Regions from separate parts of the Homo sapiens genome. Here region 2 is linked to region 1. Evidence: read pairs that join two places in POLR2A ChIA-PET (ENCODE). Cell type or tissue: PC-9. All regions are shown on one strand. Each heading gives the region's core, and the rest is flanking DNA. Links, peaks and the distances in the headings are about the cores only.

The links. Peaks named below come from ENCODE experiments on the same cell type or tissue, not always from the same donor. Only the 100,000 strongest peaks of a DNase experiment are listed, where the experiment ranks them.
Region 2: POLR2A ChIA-PET joins it to region 1 with 16 read pairs; 2 of 35 experiments call an interaction of 5 or more read pairs at or near these places.

The regions. Positions count from the first base shown.
Region 1 is chr20:25,314,475-25,317,384 of GRCh38, forward strand. ABHD12 (abhydrolase domain containing 12, lysophospholipase) reads right to left here. Exons shown (of 13, transcript NM_001042472.3): 5 at 2,574-2,604; 6 at 451-496. Among named protein-coding and RNA genes, the nearest start is that of PYGB, 68 kb to the left of the region's middle. RefSeq lists an enhancer at 2,503-2,910. In PC-9, for the core only: no CTCF peak of the experiment used is centred there; a DNase peak (open chromatin) is centred at 1,187; H3K27ac peaks cover 438 bases.
Region 2 is chr20:25,445,705-25,448,614 of GRCh38, forward strand. It overlaps GINS1 (GINS complex subunit 1), which reads left to right. Exons shown (of 7, transcript NM_021067.5): 7 at 219-2,859. The coding sequence ends at 287. Among named protein-coding and RNA genes, the nearest start is that of GINS1, 39 kb to the left of the region's middle. In PC-9, for the core only: no CTCF peak of the experiment used is centred there; no DNase peak of the experiment used is centred there.

The DNA of each region.
Region 1 (2,910 bases), core at 213-2,712:
TGAGACTAGCCTAGGCAACACAGCGATACCCCATTTCTACTAAAAACAAAAACAAAACAGCGGGTGTGGTGTCGCATTCCTGCAGTCACAGCTACTCGAGAGCCTAAGGCAGAAGGATCCCTTGAGCCAAGGAGTTCAAGGCTGCAGTGAGCTACAATCATGCTACTGTACTCCAGGTTGGGTGACAAAGTGAGATCCTATCTTAAAAAAAAAAAAAAAAAAGTTGCTGACAGGGCATCTGCTGGGGGCTCCAGGTGCTGAGCCTCCCCTACCAGAAGGGGCTCTCCTGACAGCTCCATCAGGGTCTTTGTCAGGACCCAGGACACCATCACAGCACAGGCAAAGCAGGCGCTGGCCTTGCTCCGAGCCTCTTCGAGTGAGGCCTGCCCATGGGATACCGCCAGCAAGCAGTGGAATTGTGCTCAGATGCTCTTGCAAAAGAAATCTCACCTCTGTAGTCAAAGGTGACCACATGGTAACCAAGGGAACTCAGCACCTGTAAAGTGAAAAATAAACATCTTTGGCAACAAATCCAAGCATCTGTATTGAGGGCAGCTTGCCGCTTACTAAACTCATCCAACTTTCTCTCCTCTGCCTTGTACGTAGTGGCAGCTTCATAAAGACTGTGACATGCTGCCTGACTCCTGGCTGGGTTTTATGAAACCAAGATGCCAACTGCCACTGCAGGACTTGCTGACATCCCTGCCTGGGAGCGCAGGAAGGCTCTCCCTTCCTCCTGCTTAGACGCTAGGGGGCCAGGAGCAGTGTCCGGCCGCAGCTCCACTCGTGCTGCAGGGCAGCCTCTGGGGCGGCCTCCTCTGGAGGCAGACAGCTCTCGGTGCTGCAGTGTGATGGTAGACCCCCAGGAGGAGGGCTACACTGTGCAGAGACCCCATCTGGGGACCCTTGCTGCAACCCAGTATTTCTTGGATTTTAAGCTCTTGTCAATTTTTTTTTCTGTTATTTTTTTTTAATCCCTACAGACTAGCTGACCTCTTTCATTTAGCTCACTCCTCAAACACCCACCCCTGTGCCCTTGCTGGGGTGTGCCCAGAGCAACATGGGAGGCTGCCGCACCATCATGTCACCCAGAATCACAGCTCCCTTCTTTGGGGGGGTTGTTGGGTGCTTCCCCAGGGCAGCCTGCACTTCCTTGCCAGCTCCTAGCCACCGCAGAGGCTATAACCAGAGCCAACCTGCTCCAGCCCTGTTGACCTCAGCAGGATGAATCATTTCTTTTAACAGAAAACTGAAAAAAGGACCAATCACTTCTCAAACTCTCCCCACCTTTCCTGACTTAATGCAATGTACTCCACGGGTAAAATCCTCCAATAGCTCAGAGCTGGGTGTGCCCCCGCCTCTGTCTGTGCCCCTGCCTCTGTCTGTGTTCCCTTCTGCCCTGTGGGCCAGTGCAGATGGCCCTCTGAGGGGAGGAGAGTGAGGCTGTTTCAACAGTATCTCTTGGGCTCCAAGACCCAGACAACCAGATGAAGAACAAAACCAAGCAACCAAGCACAAGTGAAGGTCTGCACGCCCTGCCCTAGGCACCCCCTGCATGTGGGGAGACCTGCAGGCGCTCCCACTGTGTGCCTGGAAGCTGATTCAAGTCCCACCTGCAGCCCTTGCTGGGGTGAGCCTACGACCTGGCAGTCAGTGTAGCACCTGGAGCACCTGGTTTCTCTTTTCCTTTTTTTTTGTTTTTTGAGACGGAGTCTTGCTCTGTTGCCCAGGCTAGAGTGCAGTGGTGCCATCTTGGCTCACTGCAACCTCCGCCTCCCAGGTTTAAGCAATTCTCTGCCTCAGCCTCCTGAGTAGCTGGGATTACAGGCGCCCGCCACCACGCCTGGCTAATTTTTTTTGTATTTTTAGTAGAGACGGGGTTTCACCATCCTGGCCGGCTGGTCTTGAACTCCTGACCTTGTGATCCACCCATCTTGGCCTCCCAAAGTGCTGGGATTACAGGCGTGAGCCACCACACCCAGCCGTCTCTTTTCATTTTATACACAAGTAACGTAACATTGAAAAACAATTTCCAGTGCTGCTTATGTAGTCTGCCAATATCTGCACTTGGTCTACAAAGCCCATACATTCTGATGTTGGGGCCCAGGCCTAGAAGCAGTGTGATGGGCAGTCACAGCAGAGGCAGCCAAGGCCCTACCTTCCAGCACGCCCATCCAAAGGCAGTGTTAAAAAGCTCAACACGCCTGTCATCCCAACACTTTGGGAGGCCAAGGTGGGAGGCCCAGGAGTTCGAGACCAGCCTGAGCAACATAGGGAGACCTCATTTCTACAAAAAAACAAACAAAAATTAGCTGGGCGTGGTGGCGGCATGCACCTGCAGTCTCAGGAGGCTGAAGCAGGAGGATAGTTTGAGCCCAGGAGGTCGACGCTGCAGTGCGCTGTGACTGTACCACTGCACTCCAGCCTGGGCAACAGAGGAGGAGGACCCTGTCTCACACACACAAACAGCCCAGCAATAGTTAACTCTCAAGCTGTGAGTCTGGTGACTCCCTTCACTTCCTGCCCTGGAAAGAACAGCCCAGGGAACAGGTGTGGGTGCTGCCTGCACTCACCTTGTAAAGCTCCACGCGGTGGTCGCCTCCTCTGGAGAAGAAAACAGGACATGGTGTGAGCACATCTTCTCAGAGTTGGGCCCCAGGTCAACTTGTCCTCCATACCCCAAACCAGGGGGAGGCCAATGAAAGAGGGCAGAACCTCTTCCTTGGGTCCCCCTAAGTAGCCCCACACTCGCCTCTGGCAGTGCTGTGCCAAGGGGGAGATGGTCTTAGCACTTTGGGGGAGATTTCTTAATGACTGCTTTTATTTTTCAGTAGGTAATGCACACCTACAGCCCCAAACTAGAAAGACACTAAAGGAAACACAGCAAGGCCTCATCCACCACACCCCAGA
Region 2 (2,910 bases), core at 97-2,596, 130 kb after region 1:
ACCCCCGACCTCAGGTGATCCGCCTACCTTGGTGTCCTAAAGTGCTGGGATTTCAGGCATGAGCCACCGTACCCAGCCCCTTAAGTTTAACTTTCAACTACTTACTTGTTGGAGTTTGAAAACTAATCAGTGCTACTTTTTAATGATACAAGAAATAATTTCAAATTCTTTCCCAATCATTTATTTTACTCTTTCTCCATCCCTTCTTGTCCCCTCAGCACTTTTTACCTCGATGGAAATGTGAGCAGCTGATCAGACAAGGAGTCCTGGAGCACATCCTGTCATGACCATGCGCCGAGGCACTTCCAGGCTTCACTCAACTCATGGACTCCTCTGTACTCACTCTCTCCACCACTCCCTTCACCTCCCTCTTTGATTTTAGAAGCTATAGACATTGTTTAAGATAACTAAGAATACTTGGCTAAGAAGTATAATTTGCTAACTATTAAGGACTTTCTTTTTTTAATGTTGTACACTATTCTTCCTACTCTTTTTTGGTTTTGGTTTTGTTTTGTAGAGACTGTCTCACTATGTTGCCCAAGCTGGTCTCAAACTCCTGGCCTCAAGCAGTCCTCCCACCTTAGCTTCTCAAAGTGTTGAGATCACAGGCGTGAGCCACTGCACCCGGCCCCTACTCCTTTTTCTAATAAGCTGTATCTGTAATCACAGCATTCCTACAGTTGTTACAGTGTGTTTTTTAAATGAAAGTAAACATGGTTACATTTGAATCTCTTAAATAAGCAGTCACTTGGCTGGACAGGAAGAAGGTAGATCCTGTGTGTCTTGTTTTCTGGTCATGTGTATTGTACAAGCTAGAGAGCTGAATTTCTGAGATACACATTTTCAAATCACATGCAAGTGAAGATGATGGTCTGTAGAAATTTTCAGTATATATAATGTTTAATGACATACTAATTTATCATCTGGCTATTTGGGAAGGAAGGACACACATGGATTTTGCACATTTCCACCATGGTGGCTGGTGTGGCTTGTGGCTATGGGGTGATCACCAGTATCACCACTTTGGAAGGGGACAGTGAAATTGGGGCTAGAGAAGGAACTTTGTACAGTTTTCCCTGAGATTCAGATTGACTGAAAAGTCACATGAAGAGTTGATTGTCTTTTAATGGTATGTTTTAAACAGCTGACATTTTAAATTTTGATGAAATCCAGTTTATTCGTTTGTTCTTTTATGCTTTGGGTGTTGCATCCGAGAAATCTTTTCCCATCCCAAGATCACAATTTTTTTTCCTTTTTACTTCTAGAAGTGTTATAATTTTAAGCTTTATACTTTGGTCTATGACCCGTTTTTTTTTTTGTTTTGTTTTGTTTTTTCGTTTGTTTCTTTGTTTTGAGATGGAGTCTTGTTCTGTCACCCAGGCTGGGGTGCAGTGGCGTGATCTTGGCTCACTGCAATCTCTATCCCCTGGGTTCAAGTGATTCTCTTGTCTCAGCCTCCCAAGTAGCTGGGATTACAGGCACAGGCCGCCACGCCTGGCTAATTTTTGTATTTTTAGTAGAGACAGAGTTTTACCATGTTGGCCAGGCTGGTTTCAAACTCCTGACCTCAAGTGACCCACCTTGGCCTCCCAAAGTTTTGGGATTACAAGTGTGGGCCACCGCGGCCAGCCTATGATCCATTTTGAATGAATTTTTTATATGGTGCAAGGTGTCAATCCACCTTCACTTTTTCTTGGGAATATAGATATCCAGCTGTTTCACTACCATTTTTTGAAAGGACTGCCCTTTGCTCTATCACCTTTGCATTTTTGTTAAAAAGTAGTTGTCAATGTATATGTGGGTTTATTTCAGGACTCTGTTTTGTTCCATTGACCTGTTTTTCTCTCCTGAATGCCAATACCATATTTGTATGTAGTGTATGTAATTTTCTAATAATTCTTGAAACAGATAGTATTAATGTGTCATATTTTTGCTGTTGTTTGTATTTTTTGTAGAGATGGGGTTTCACCGTGTTGGCCAGGCTGTGTTGAACTCCTGAGCTAAAGCAATACACTTGCCTCGTCCTCCCCATGTGCTGGGATTACAGGCGTGAGCCTTGGTGCTGGCCCAGTGTACCACATTTCTTTTTGAGATTTGTTTTGGCTATGTTAAGTCCTTTGCTTTTGATGTGAAATTTGGGAACAGGCAGGGTGTGGTGGCTTATGCCTGTAATCCTAGAACTTTGGGAGGCCTAGATGGGTGGATCACTTGAGCTCAGGAGTTCCAGACCAGCCCGGGCCTATGGCAAAACTCCGTCTCTACAAAAAATAGAAAAAATTAGCCAGGTGTGGTGGTGCATGCCTGTAGTCACAGTTACACGGCAGGCTGAGGTGGGAGGATCACTTGAACCCCAGAGGTCAAGACTGCAGTGAGCTGAGATCACACCACTGTACTCCAGCCTGGGTGACAAAGTGAGACTCTATCTCAAAAAGAAATTAGGATCAATTTGTCAATTTCTACAACAACAACAACAAAAACCCCTGTTGGGCACCTTGATTGAGATTGCATTGAATTTATATAAAACTGTTGGGAGAATTGACATCTTAATAATATTGAGTCTTCTGGCCTATAAACAAGGTCTGTCTTCCTAGGTATTAATGTTTTGTCTTCTATTTCTCTTAATAATCTTTTGTAGTTTTCAGTGTACAGGTCTACCATGTCAGCATTTCATAGTTTTGATGCTAAATGGTATTTTAAAATTTCAAATTCTAACCACTTGTTGCTAGTAAATAGAAATACAATTGATGTTGAACTTGTATCCTTCAGCCTTGCTAAACTGTGAGTTCTCATGGTGTTTTTGTAAATTACATCAACAGTCATGTGTTCTATGAATAAAGAGTTTTACTCCTTCCTTTCTAATCTGAATGCCTTTTATTTCTTTTTCTTGCCTGATGGCATTGGTTAGAACTT